Regions from separate parts of the Homo sapiens genome. Here region 2 is linked to region 1. A link is a contact called in ENCODE Hi-C or POLR2A ChIA-PET data. All regions are on one chromosome and are shown on one strand. The core of a region is the stretch at or near the end of the contact, and the rest is flanking DNA. Distances in the headings are between cores, read along the strand shown.

Region 1 (6,102 bases), core at 1,032-3,531:
TGGGACTATAGGCGGGCGCCACCACGCCCAGGTAATTTTTGTATTTTTAGTAGAGACAGGGTTTCACCATGTTGGCCAGGATGGTCTCAATCTCTTGACCTCGTGATCAGCCCGCCTCAGCCTCTCAAAGTGCTGGGATTACAAGCCTGAGCCACCGCTCCCGGCCACTTTGCTAATGTTTCTTGGCATTGTCTGCTGCCTTTTGAACTGGCTTTCCCTTAGCCTGGGCCCATGTTTCTTCGACCTAGGAAGGGCCCTTTCTTTGTCTTATGCTGCGTCATGTTAGCTGTTTGTCATCAGTGTCACAAACATTTTTTCCCCGGTACATTTCTGACCTGCCATACTTGGAATTTATTTGAGTTTGAGGAGCACGTCACTATCGATGCAACGCATTCACTAAGTCATACATCTTTTCCCCAGTGACTCACAGAGCCTTCTTTACAACGTGCTGAATTCCCATTTGTACTCGATCTTTCTGCATCCATGTTCCTGTTCAGTCCCGTTGATCGTTAGGAAAGGTGATTTTACATATTCAGGTACAGTTGTAAATGATGTCCTAAAGTGTGCCTATTGGCATGGAAAGATATTGGCAGCACTCTAAATTTTTCAAGTGGCATATAAAATATATAAAAGCATATGCAAAAATCATGCATATAAACCTGCATAGGAGACTGGAGAGTTCCCTTGACCCTTCTCAGGACTGGCACAGGGGGTGGCTCGTTTTCTCGGCTGCCACTCAATCCCTTACGGGAGGGACCACACGAACGGACAGGTGCGGGAACCAGAGCAAAGGAACTCTCCTCTCTGGCGGGAGCAGGCTCTGCGCTGGCCTCACGGCAGCCTCCAAGCATATTACAATGCTCTTTTAGCTCTGCCATCTGGGAGTGGGTGTCTGTGACCCCTGGAGCCTCAGAAAGCCTGTGTTACAATCAGTGTTGAGTGTTAATCAGCTCAGTGGAGGGTCAGGGTGACAGCCTTTACACCCTGCCCTCTTGGTACCTGAGTTCTTGTCCGGCGTCCAGCAAGAATCAGGTCACACGAACGAATTAAAGGGTGGTGAATATGGAGGACTTTATTGAGCTGTGGAAGTGGCTCTCAGCAGAAAGGGAAGCTGACAAGGGGGTACAGCAGGAAGATAATTTTCCCCTGGAGTCTGGCCATCCCTCAGCCAAACTCCTCTCCAACATCCAGCTGCTTCCTCTCCTCTCTTTGCTCAGATGCTTTCTCTTCTGTGTGTGTCCCCTTTGTCTGGAGTCTGGGGTTCTTATGGGCACAGGATAGGGGGCAGAGCAGGCCAAAAGGCAACATTCAGGTGGGAAAACAGGGATAGTTGTCACTTTGGGCCACGGGTCCAGGCTTGAGTGTGAAGCCCTCACCAGTATTTCCCTGCCTCCTGCCTGTATCACATACATTCTCTCTTCATTCCTAGTGTGTGTTCGTAATCCAGGATGAAGAGAAGGGAGAAGTCTTCATTGAACCCCTTTTTTCATGCGGTCATTTACATAGTAGCAACAGACTGCAGGATGATTTCTTAGATTCCACAAATTTTTTTTCTTTTTCTTTTTGAGAGAGTCTCACTCTGTCGCCCGAGCTAGAATGCAGTGGTACCATCACAGCTCACTGCAGCCTTGACCTCCCGGCCTGAAGCACTCCTCCTACCTCAGCCTCCAAAGTAGCTAGGACTTACATGCACTTGCCACCATGCCCAGCTAAATTTTTTTGTATTTTTGGTAGAGATGGGATTTTGCTATATTGCCCAGACTGGTCTTGAACTCCTGGCCTCAAGCAGTTCTCCCGCCTTGGCCTCTCAAGATGCTAGGATGACAGGCATGAGCCACTGCACCCAGCCCACAAATGTTTTCAAGTTACTGATCTGCCAAGTTTACAATTCCAGTAAGAGTTTGAAAAGGAAATAGGAACTGAAACCTGCCTGTGTTTGCTGAATCTCTGCTGTGTGCTAGGTGCTGAGGTGCTTTGGGATATGCATTAGAAGCTTGCTTGTTAACCAGTGACCATGACTGCATTTGAGCTGTTGCTGTTCACACATGGGCATTTCCATCAGGACAGCACAGCCAGGAGGAGAGTGGCGGCTCCGGGACCTGGGGCTCAGGCGAGGCCTTGAGGAGCTTACCAGAATAGTGAGGGCCCACGAGGGCCAAAGACCCACAAGTGGTAAAGGACAGGTGGCCCCACTCAGGAAGACACTTTCTCAGGCAGAACCGGAATGACAATGGGAGGCCAGTTGTGGAGAGCCTGGGACGCCAGAATAAGTGAGCACGAGAGACCGACAGGATGAGAGCCGCATTTCCGCTGAGACAGTGTGGCTGCGGGGCACGGGGCGCTGGAGCAGAGTGGAGGCAGGGGTGGGAGGATGCACCTGGGCAGGACGTGGTAGGGCAGTGGGGCTGGGTGAAGGGATGGAGAGCAACGCCGCAGTGTTGGTTATCCCTTTCATAGTTAATGTAGTGTCCTTCACAAATAAGATTTCTTTTATTTTCAAATACAATCAGATACAAAGTCAGTCTGCTTTTGAGCGGTTTGTTTTGCCACAGTAGGAAATAATCGTTGCTGGTTCATGTGCTAATTTTGTTGCCAAATACTTCATCGTGACACAGGGGGACTAATCAATGTTAATTTCCAGTGTTACAGAAGTGGCCGGCGGTAAGCTGTTAATGCTCTCATAAATGACCATTTTTCAGAAGTTATTTGCTTTGTCCCGGACTCTACCTAAACCAATGTACGTCTGCCCCCCTACATTCAAACATGACTTCCGTTTTGATCATTTTTGCTGGAATATTAAAAATGCATCTCAAAGGCAGCTGTGGTTTCTGGGAAGCTGTGTTTGGCATCAGTCCTTGTTCACTTTTAGCACTTGAAGCTGAAAAAAGCAGTAATGTCAACATAATGAACCATCTTAATTCAGCCTGGCAGAGGTCACAACAGCTCTAGTTTTCACCTTCATGGTGAAGGATGATCGTGTTGTTGGAATAAATAGACCTGGACTTGATTACAAGTGACATTTGAAAGTGTTGATTCAGATTGTCCCGTCGCTTCAAAATGGAGCCCTAGTCTTTAAGCACAGTGGTGAGATAAGTATTATTAATGACAGGCATTAGTTAGGATAAAGGCAAAAAAAAAAGTTTGGAGGCTCAAATCATTAAGTTGGCAGTAGAAATATGAATAGAAACTCAGCTGGAGAGTTGACTCCTCGCACTCCTGTTTGTCTTGACTGTGCCTCAGATGGCGTCTCGCGCCCGTTTGGTTTTGTCTTTCACAGACGTTTGCCAGGGACCATGTTTTTCCATCTCCCCTCTGTTTTAACACAGCGCCTTACCAATCACACACCAAATTAGTGCAGTGATTTTGTGAGCGTGGAGAGAGTAAATGAGGAGAGTTCTTCACCAGAAAAAGACAGCAAAGACGTGTTTCTCTTCCTTCTCGTCACAGAACAAACTCCTTACTCGAGGGTGGAGTATGTGTCTCAGCTCTCCTTCTCTTCAGCTCTCTCTTTGTTTTCCTGGGGAAATCCCGGGCCTTGTTGAAAGGACCTGCAGCAGCTCTGACTTCCCGAACACTCACAGGTGCCCGTGTTGAGGTTCCCAATGGCGTCTTTCAGCCCCTGGGCCGGCTTGCTTTCTGCGCAGCGTGTGCTCCTGATGTAGAGGCCGTGGATACTGGCATTTTTTTAGTGCATCAGCTGATTTCTCTGGTGTCCACCCAGGGCTCGCCTCAGAGGATGTGCTCAGCTCGCAAACCTGTGTTCTTTGCTCTTTGCAGAATGGAAGCCCTCTCCCTTTCGGTGTGTATGGGAGAGGCCATAGCTAGGATGTTGAGCCTCTGAAGTTGTAAAGCTTACTACCTTTTTATTTATTGTATGTTTAATTTAAAGGATCATTTAGCATTGCTTGTGGGCAAATCCTGACTAATGCCAGAGTGGGGGTGTTCTTGGATATAGAGCTTGCTTTGTCATTGGACGTTTGTGTGTTAGAATTATGTAAGCAATAAAATATTTTAGCTGGGCACGGTGGTTCACGCCCGTAATCTCAGCACTTTGGGATGCTGAGGTGTGCAGTTCACTTGAGGCCAGGAGTTTGAGACCAGCCTGGCCAAAATAGCAAAACCCTTTCTCTACTAAAAATACAAAAAAAAAAAAAAAAATTAGCTGAGCATGATGGCACATGCCTGTAATCCCAGCTACTCAGGAGGCTGAGGCACAAGAATCACTTGAGGCCGGAAGGCGGAGGTTGCGGTGAGCTGAGATCACGCCACTGCACTCCACCCCGGCAACAGAGCAAGACTCTGCCTCAAAACAAACAAAAATAATAAAATATTTAAAAGTTTGACCTGAAAAATATTGTTACACTTAACAGAATTTTAAATGAGAAAGACCTTTTTGATAAGAACTGTCCCACAGTAAAGTGGATTTTTTTGCCAAAATGTCCCTGGAGATAATTTAGGCAGAGACTTAAAGATGAACCTCATAGCGGCCATCAGATCCCAAGGAGGAATTCATCCCTGCCCTCTTGCCCGCCGCACACCCACAACCAGGGAGGGGCATTAGAGAGCACAGTGTAAACGGAAACAGCAAGGAGGCTGAACAGAGGGCTGAGAAATCACCGTGCCATCATAAAGCAGCCAGCTCAAGTGGAAACTCATCTTAAATTGGGGCCTGCCCCACCAGGGCTCTGCTGAATTGCTTTTGATCTCAAAGCCAAAGCAAGAAGCATAACTGTAGAAGAATCGTTTCTACAGTGTTTTCCCGCAGCCAGTTGGCCTTGCCACAGCGGACCTAAGGAGAGGAAAGAAGGGAGGGAAGCCCCCTTACCACTTTGCCTTTCACAGATGCCGTCCTGCGCACACTGCCGCGGGCTGGGCTGGAGCTCTCCCCGGGGAGCAGCTGGGGGCAGCCTGGGAGACTGGGTCCCACCCCAGCACCTAACCTGAATTTCTTCGAGGCACAAAGGATAAATTGCAGATTTTTCACTGTGTCTAAAGGTGTGAAATGTTTAACAGCTATAATTTAAAATTCACTTGAAGTGAGGAGAGAGTGAGCTTTCTGGGTAAAGAGGGGCAGGCTGCAGGCCTATGCTGTTGAAGGGTGCTGTCTCCTGATCTGGTTCCGATGCGCTGTGGTGGAAATGTGTCAGCATGCATTGAAGATTCATATGCTCTTCTGTATGTATGTAACACTCAGATGGAGAGGTTTTAAAACATCAAAGGGGAGCCTAGACCTTCTTTAAAAATTATTGTCAGAGTAGTGCCGATACTCATTTAAAAACCTAACATCGGAGGTTTGAGGAATCTCTCCTCTGGTAGTTAAAACTGTTTTTTTTGTTTTTCCTTAAGAACTATTTTTTTTTATTATACTTTAAGTTTTAGGGTACATGTGCACAACGTGCAGGTTAGTTACATATGTATACATGTGCCATGTTGGTGTGCTGCACCCATTAACTCATCATTTAACGTTAGGTATATCTCCTAATGCTATCCCTCCCCGCTCACCCCACCCCACAACAGGCCCCGGTGTGTGATGTTCCCCTTCCTGTGACCATGTGTTCTCGTTGTTCAGTTCCCACCTATGAGTGAGAACATGCGGTGTTTGGTTTTTTGTCCTTGGTGATAGTTTGCTGAGAATGATGGTTTCCAGCTTCATCCATGTCCCTACAAAGGACATGAACTCATCATTTTTTATGGCTGCATAGTATTCCATGGTGTATATGTGCCGCATTTTCTTAATCCAGTCTATCATTGTTGGACGTTTGCGTTGGTTCGAAATCTTTGCTATTGTGAAGAGTGCCACAATAAACATACGTGTGCATGTGTCTTTATAGCAGCATGATTTACAATCCTTTGGGTATATACCCAGTAATGGGATGGCTGGGTCAAATGGTATTTCTGGTTCTAGATCCCTGAGGAATGGCCACACTGACTTCCACAATGGGTGAACTAAAAAGGAACGTATTTTTTCCCAGCGTAGCATCTCTAATACTCTAATACTGTGCTCCTCTTGTTGGCTCCGGCTGTCCACAGCCTGGGGGCTGGGAAGAGAGTGCTGCCTGTGGAAATGCTCGGGAACCAGAGGGTTCACTTTCTCCTTTTGCA
Region 2 (6,102 bases), core at 2,430-4,929, 260 kb before region 1:
AGACACTGGGAATTACTGTCTAAAGGTCCACCCTAGGGACTCATAAATATCTAAAATCCCATGTTGAGGAGGTGTGACTGAGAGGGGCAGCAGATTGAAGTCTCTCACCCTTCTTAGCTGGGTGGCCATTTAGTAAAGGCAAATGATCAGCTCCCAATACCAAGGCATCCAAGCATTTCACATGCAAAAAACAAGTATCTAAGGTTGAAATGTGTCACGCATCCCCTGGAGGTGCCCTGACCTCCACAAAGAGCCATTTGGAACATCTTGGCACAGTTAATTACTCCCTCTTACCTGGAAAGGTGACTGAGTTAATGCATGTCCCACTGAGATATATCAGCTTTGGTAGGAGATCTCTTGCAGCTAAGAAGGAATCATGATACAGAACTTTAGAAACCAGGCAGACCATCAAATCAGTTGTTTGTTACACGGCCCCTCACTCAGTCAGGGGAGTCCACATCTGTGCATGCTGGAGAAATTGATAGGGCTGCTGGTGCTGGGTGATGGGGCATAAATTCCCCCAATGGTTAGTATTGATGGCTATGGCCTCTTTCCAAAGAAATAAGCTCTCAGAATTACACACAGTGGCTGAAGCCATTTTTAGCAGGTGGAGGCCACATATCACAGCCACAGAGATTTGTTTCCTTAGACCTTAAAGATTATTTCTCATTCTGATGGCCAATCCCTCATTGAGGGCAAAGATAAAATGGTTTCCGGGAGAATGGACACAAACCCTATCTCCCACGCCCCCATCAGTGCTCCCGACCTGCTCATTGACAGGATTTGAGGAGAGCCCAAAGATCCCACTTACTGCAGAAGATGAACAAGCAGAATCTCAGAGCACCCAGTTCCTTTTCTCTAAAGAGTACAGGATGTTGTCAGGATAAACTGATCCTTCCAAGCACTATTTAGTGTGAAGAAATCTAAGGCTTATTATAGCAGAGTCTTAAATGTCAGCATTCATGGGAATCACCCAGAGGGTTTGTTAAAACATAGATTGCTGGGCTCTACTCCTACAGTGTCTGAGCAGGTCTGGGAAGCAGGACTGACAATTTGTATTTCTACCAAGTTTCCAGGTGATGCTGATGCTGCTGGCCCAGGGACCCCACTTTGAGAACCACTGGATTTAATGGGAAAGGAGCAATATTGCCAGATGGCACAGGACCCAGTGCTATGCTCCTCCTAAAGAACTATTATCCAAAAAGCAGGCCCTACTGTAGGGCTGGCTGCTGACCTGGGGGAATTGTGAGAGTCAACCCCAGGGTTCTTGGGAGATGTGGCCCCAGTTAACCTGGAGTCACAGGTGGCTCTGGCAAGCATCCCTCTCCCACCTGCCCTTTTCACAGGCCCGCACTCAGGGTCTTAGCAGTTGGAAGCATGTGGTGAGAGTCACTAGGTCATCATTGGCTTTCCCTAAGGTTGTGTGGCAAAATCCCCACGTCAGTTCGAGGCCACGCCCTGCAAGTCAGTTCCTCAGAGAAGGCCCTACCTGTTGACACAGAGGATGAAAAAGAAGCTAACAAAATGTAGAAGCTGGCATTGGAGTAGAGGGCACGGGCAGGGGAACAAACCCTTGCAAACCCCACTGCCCACACATGTGGCCGTTCCTACTCTGCGCACTGCCTCCCTCAGCGTGGGTGGAAGTATCTCTAGGCCATATGCTCGGGGAAGCACTGATCATTAAATTAGCCCTGCTCTTGCTCTAATTAAGACTCCCATCTGTTTCACTCATTAACCACCACTGGCCTGTTCCTGCCTCTGGTGTTTCACTTCATATTTCAAAGGAGTCAACTGCCTCTCTCCAGCCAAAATCACCAAGGGTCCAGGTTGTAAATCAAGTGGGGCTCAAGGGCAGCCCCTCCTGAGTTCTAAGTCACTATAGTCACACTTCTGCTCAGGCCCTTTGGGGTCCCTGCCCACCACACAGCCACCTGATGAGCCCCATCTACTCCTTGTCACTCACGGATTCTCTCCTCTCCTCAGTGGGGTCTTCCTCCCGCCCACCGGTGAGCTCCAAGGCTTGATCCTTCACAGCCCATCACACCTGGTGTATGCCTCAGTTTACCCCTCATCACCTGGCCCAATGACTGAGACTCTGTCTCCCTCATAGACTATAGGTTCCCTAAAGGCTGGGACTTGGTCTTTTTGTCTCTGTAACCCCAAAGTGCATCCCAGCACCAGGACTCAGAAGCCCTCAGGAAATGAACATTGAAAGAATGAGTGAATGAATGAATGATGAACAAATGGATGGACGTGCAAAACTGCTGCACACGGATCTGGCACCTCCCTGGAGGAGGTGAGACACGGCCATAATGAGCTTCCTTGTCAAGAGCCCAAGAGCCTGGCAATGACAGCTCCTGGCAATGGGTGCCTATAAAACCCAGAATTGTTTCAGCACTTCGGCTCTCAGAGAAACTGCAGCCAGCTTGTTCTCATAAGACTAATGCAATAAAAATAAAACACCTGTTTCTGGGAAACAAAAATATCATGCATTATTCAGCTACCATCTTTAGATCCTGGGAAACTGTATCTGAAAGGATCAATCACTGAGAAATAGGTACCAAAATGTGCTACTTTTAAAGTGATGGTCTGTTGTTTCTTAAAATGAACAACAAAAGATCTTTGGGGAACAGGCCTAGCTGAAGCTCTCTGAGGACTCTCAACATAGGCAGAGCTGCCAGTGTCCCTGGTCAAACACAGAAGGAGAGGGGTCCCTGGATCTGGAGGAGGCTCTGGGCAGGGGGGATCGTAGCGAAGATGCGCTTTCCTCTCTGATGCCATGACCCCCTTCTGTTTCCCCAAGGCCAGCCCTGGTCTGGGGGGCTCCAGCCTTCCCACATCCACCTGCTCCTGGGTGCACTTCCGTGGGGCTCTCACCCTCACAGCCCGCCCCCAGGATCCCAGATCCCACTCATACAACCCGAACATTCTCTGCTTCTTTCTCGGGAGTCTGGAATCATGATCAGTAAGTCTAGACTTTTTTTGAAAATGCCAATGCCAAAGCCAAAGCCAGGCCATGGGGCCCAAGGAAGCATTCCTCTCATCCTCCTCTGAATACTGGGCATGGAGAAAACCAGGAGACACAGACTCAGAAAGGGCCAAGTCAATTTCCTAAAGATGTTATAATTGCTCACTTCCCAGCTAGCTCTGATGCCTGCAAGCTCTTCACCAACCCCAGGAGGTGAGCGTCATGCAAATGATACCAATTTCCCACCCCCGTCCTGTCTCTGAATAGACAGGAAGTACATGAGTCAGTAGCATTTGACACTCACAGAGGAAGGTGCTGCTGAGAGAGGCCTGGGACAAGCAAGAGGAAGGAACAGACTCAGGGGAAGACTGTGAGGGTGGCATGTGGCAGAGCCGCCCACCAGCACCCAGACCACCTCCTAGGCCCTGTGCACGTGGAGACTGAGTGAGGACTTCCCAGAGTCTGCAGGTGGTGCCCACCCTGTCCTCCGAGGGAAAGTGAGACAGTCACCCCAGGCTGGGCTGAGCAGCCCACGGGTCGCTGCAACCCTCACACTGCACCTCACTATTCCCTAAAGGGCCCTGCAGGACTGGTTCCATCCCTTCTCTGGCCACATCTGTGTCAGGGATTCCAGGACCATCCCCAGGTTCAGAGACTCCCAGGACTCAGGCTGCAATTTATTACAGTGAAAGGACAACCTGCAAAAACAGCAAAGAGAAAGGCACAAGGGGAACCAGGCACAAGCTCCCAGAGTCCCCTCCCTGGGGAGTCACACAGCACATGTCTAATTCCCCAGCGATGAGATGTGACAACACATGTGAGTGCTGTCTATGAGGGACGCTCACTAGAGACTCGGCACCCAGGGTTTACTGGGGTCTGGTCACGTCAGCACCTGTGCCTGGCATAGTCCAAAATCCCAGCCTCTCAGAGGGAAAGCAGGTCCTCAGCATAAACCCTATTGTTTGCACACGCAGCCATTCAGTGAATCAGTGTGGGGGCCTGTTTATCGGCAAAGCTCCCAGGCCCCAGCTGAGGGCCAACCTTGCCAGCAGGCCTCTGCAGGGAGGGCATCTTTGGCCTTCATGGTTAATTCCTTCTGCACAAGTACCACCTCTGTCCCGCCCATGCTCACCGTCCCCAGCCACATGAGCTCCCACCAGCACCTTGACCTCCTGCAGGCTCAGCCTGGCACCGCTCCCAACTCCATCCATGCACAGCTGGCTCCTTGTTGGCATCCAGGGCTCAGATCAATGTCACCTCCCCACAGTCACCTCCTCCCCACAACCACCCAGTCTACAGTAGCCTGCGTCCTACGTACCACCACACAGCACAGTGTTAGGCCCTCCCCACACTGTTCTTAAATGTTCTTATTTGTTTACTACCTGTCCTTGCTGGGATGCCAGTTCCCAGAGAACAGGAGCCTGGTCTATACCCTCAGATCCTAACCAGTGTGTGCACATGATGAATGCACGTGTGATGGTTACTACTTAGTATCAACCTGATCGGATTGAAGGATACAAAGTATTGATCCTGGGTGTGTCTATGAGGCTGTTGCCAAAGGAGATTCACATTCGAGTCAGTGGGCCGGGAAAGGCAGACCCGCCCTTAATCTGGGTGGGCACCATCTAATCAGCTGCCTGCTCAGCTCAAATATAAGCAGGCAGAAAAATGTGAAAAGAGAGACCGGCCTAGCCTCCCAGCCTACACCTTTCTCCCGTGCTGGATGCTTCCTGGATGATCCCTTGAACTGGACTTGGACTTGGACTGGCTCTCCTTGCTCCTCAGTCTGCAGACGGCCTATTGTGGGACTTTGTGATCGTGCGAGTTAATACTTAATAAGCTCCCCTTTATCTATCTATCTATATATATATATATATATATATATATATATATATATATATATATGTTTGTGTGTGTGTGTGTGTGTGTGTGTCTGTATTCCACTAGTTCTGTCCCTCTAGAGAACTCTAACACAGCACATAAGAAGACGGGTGTTCATGAATACCTGAGTGAATGAAATTAAAAGTGTTCTGGGAACTGAGATGTTAATACACTCCTGTGTTGGGATTGTTCTCAGAGGACCCGGCTGTAGCATTCACAGCAAGGTGAGGCATCCCAGGGCCATGCTGCCTCTGGCCTCACTTCCTGCTCCTCTGCCCCTCACTCTGCATGCCCAGCATCTGAGCCCCTGACTGCCCCCCTCCCTAAAACCTTCATCTGCCCAAGGTCCATGCCCTGGCTGTCCACGGGGCTAATGTGTGCCTTTATGTTTGCTCACATATCACCTCAGCAAGCCCTTGCCTGACCAGGTAATTTAAATGGAACTTCCTCAGCCCTGACGGCCTCATCCACCCCTGAACAGTGCCATGGCTGTATTCACCCAAGGCACATTCAGGCTTCTAACAGTTTTAATACTTATTTATGATGGGCATCATTTCTCTGTCATCCCTGACTAGAATGAAAGCTCAAATAAAGCAGTGACTTTAACAAATCCCCAGTGAGTCTTCCATAAATATTTGCTAAGTTGGTGAAGGACTCCTCGGTAGCAGGGCCACACACACACACGTCCTGACTCACAGAGTATTGAGAGGATTAACTGAGATGACGGTAGATCAAAGGCTAAGCTCAGTGCCTGCCTAGGGTGTTCTGCACACCTGCCACCCATTACCTACATTAGCTGACACTGAGTACCTCAGGAGTTCCGAGTGACCTTGTACAAACACGGTCTGAACTGGACCTAAGAAGCAGGTGGGCATTGACGGCAGAGAGGGAGGGAGCAGCAGGTCAGAGACAGAGGGGTGGAACACAGGTGCAGGGTGGACACACAGGTGTGTCTCTCTGGGGACAGTGAAAGTAGCGGTCTCAAGGGTGCCAGGGTTTAGAAAAGAGAGTGAGAGATTTTACTGGAGACGAGAGCTGGGGACAGACTTCTGGTTCCAAAATGGTGACATAGGGCCAGGTCCAATGGTTCATACCTGTAATTCCAGTTACTTGGGAGGCTGAAGCAGGAGAATTGCTTGAACCCAGGAGGCGGAGGCTGCAATGAGATCATGCCACTGCACTCCAGGCTGGGTGACAGAGTGAGACTCTGTCTCAATTTTTTAAAAAATGGTGACATAGAAGCAAGCTGGCTT

What was found. Hi-C counts contacts between places; a loop is a spot of excess contacts on that map. ChIA-PET counts read pairs that join two places held with the same protein, here RNA polymerase II (POLR2A). Pooled maps may share reads with other maps.
Region 2: a pooled map shows a loop between it and region 1 (3-fold over the local background). The contact joins two enhancer-like sites. A Hi-C loop is called at or near these places in 3 of 50 pooled maps. POLR2A ChIA-PET finds 5 or more read pairs at or near these places in 2 of 52 experiments (H1 and naive thymus-derived CD4-positive, alpha-beta T cell).

What each region holds. Positions count from the first base shown.
Region 1 is chr12:131,771,795-131,777,896 of GRCh38, forward strand. All of the region lies in intron 13 of SFSWAP (splicing factor SWAP), which reads left to right. Among named protein-coding and RNA genes, the nearest start is that of MMP17, 54 kb to the right of the region's middle. RefSeq lists enhancers at 1,642-2,267, 1,999-2,188, 2,268-2,892. Within about 2 kb of position 2,282, at least 6 of the 41 ENCODE cell types and tissues checked have a DNase peak (open chromatin) inside an H3K27ac peak, as active enhancers do.
Region 2 is chr12:131,508,257-131,514,358 of GRCh38, forward strand. The region is part of intron 1 of LOC101929974 (a long non-coding RNA gene); the gene reads right to left. Among named protein-coding and RNA genes, the nearest start is that of LINC02414, 140 kb to the right of the region's middle. RefSeq lists an enhancer at 2,960-3,009. Within about 2 kb of position 3,680, at least 3 of the 41 ENCODE cell types and tissues checked have a DNase peak (open chromatin) inside an H3K27ac peak, as active enhancers do.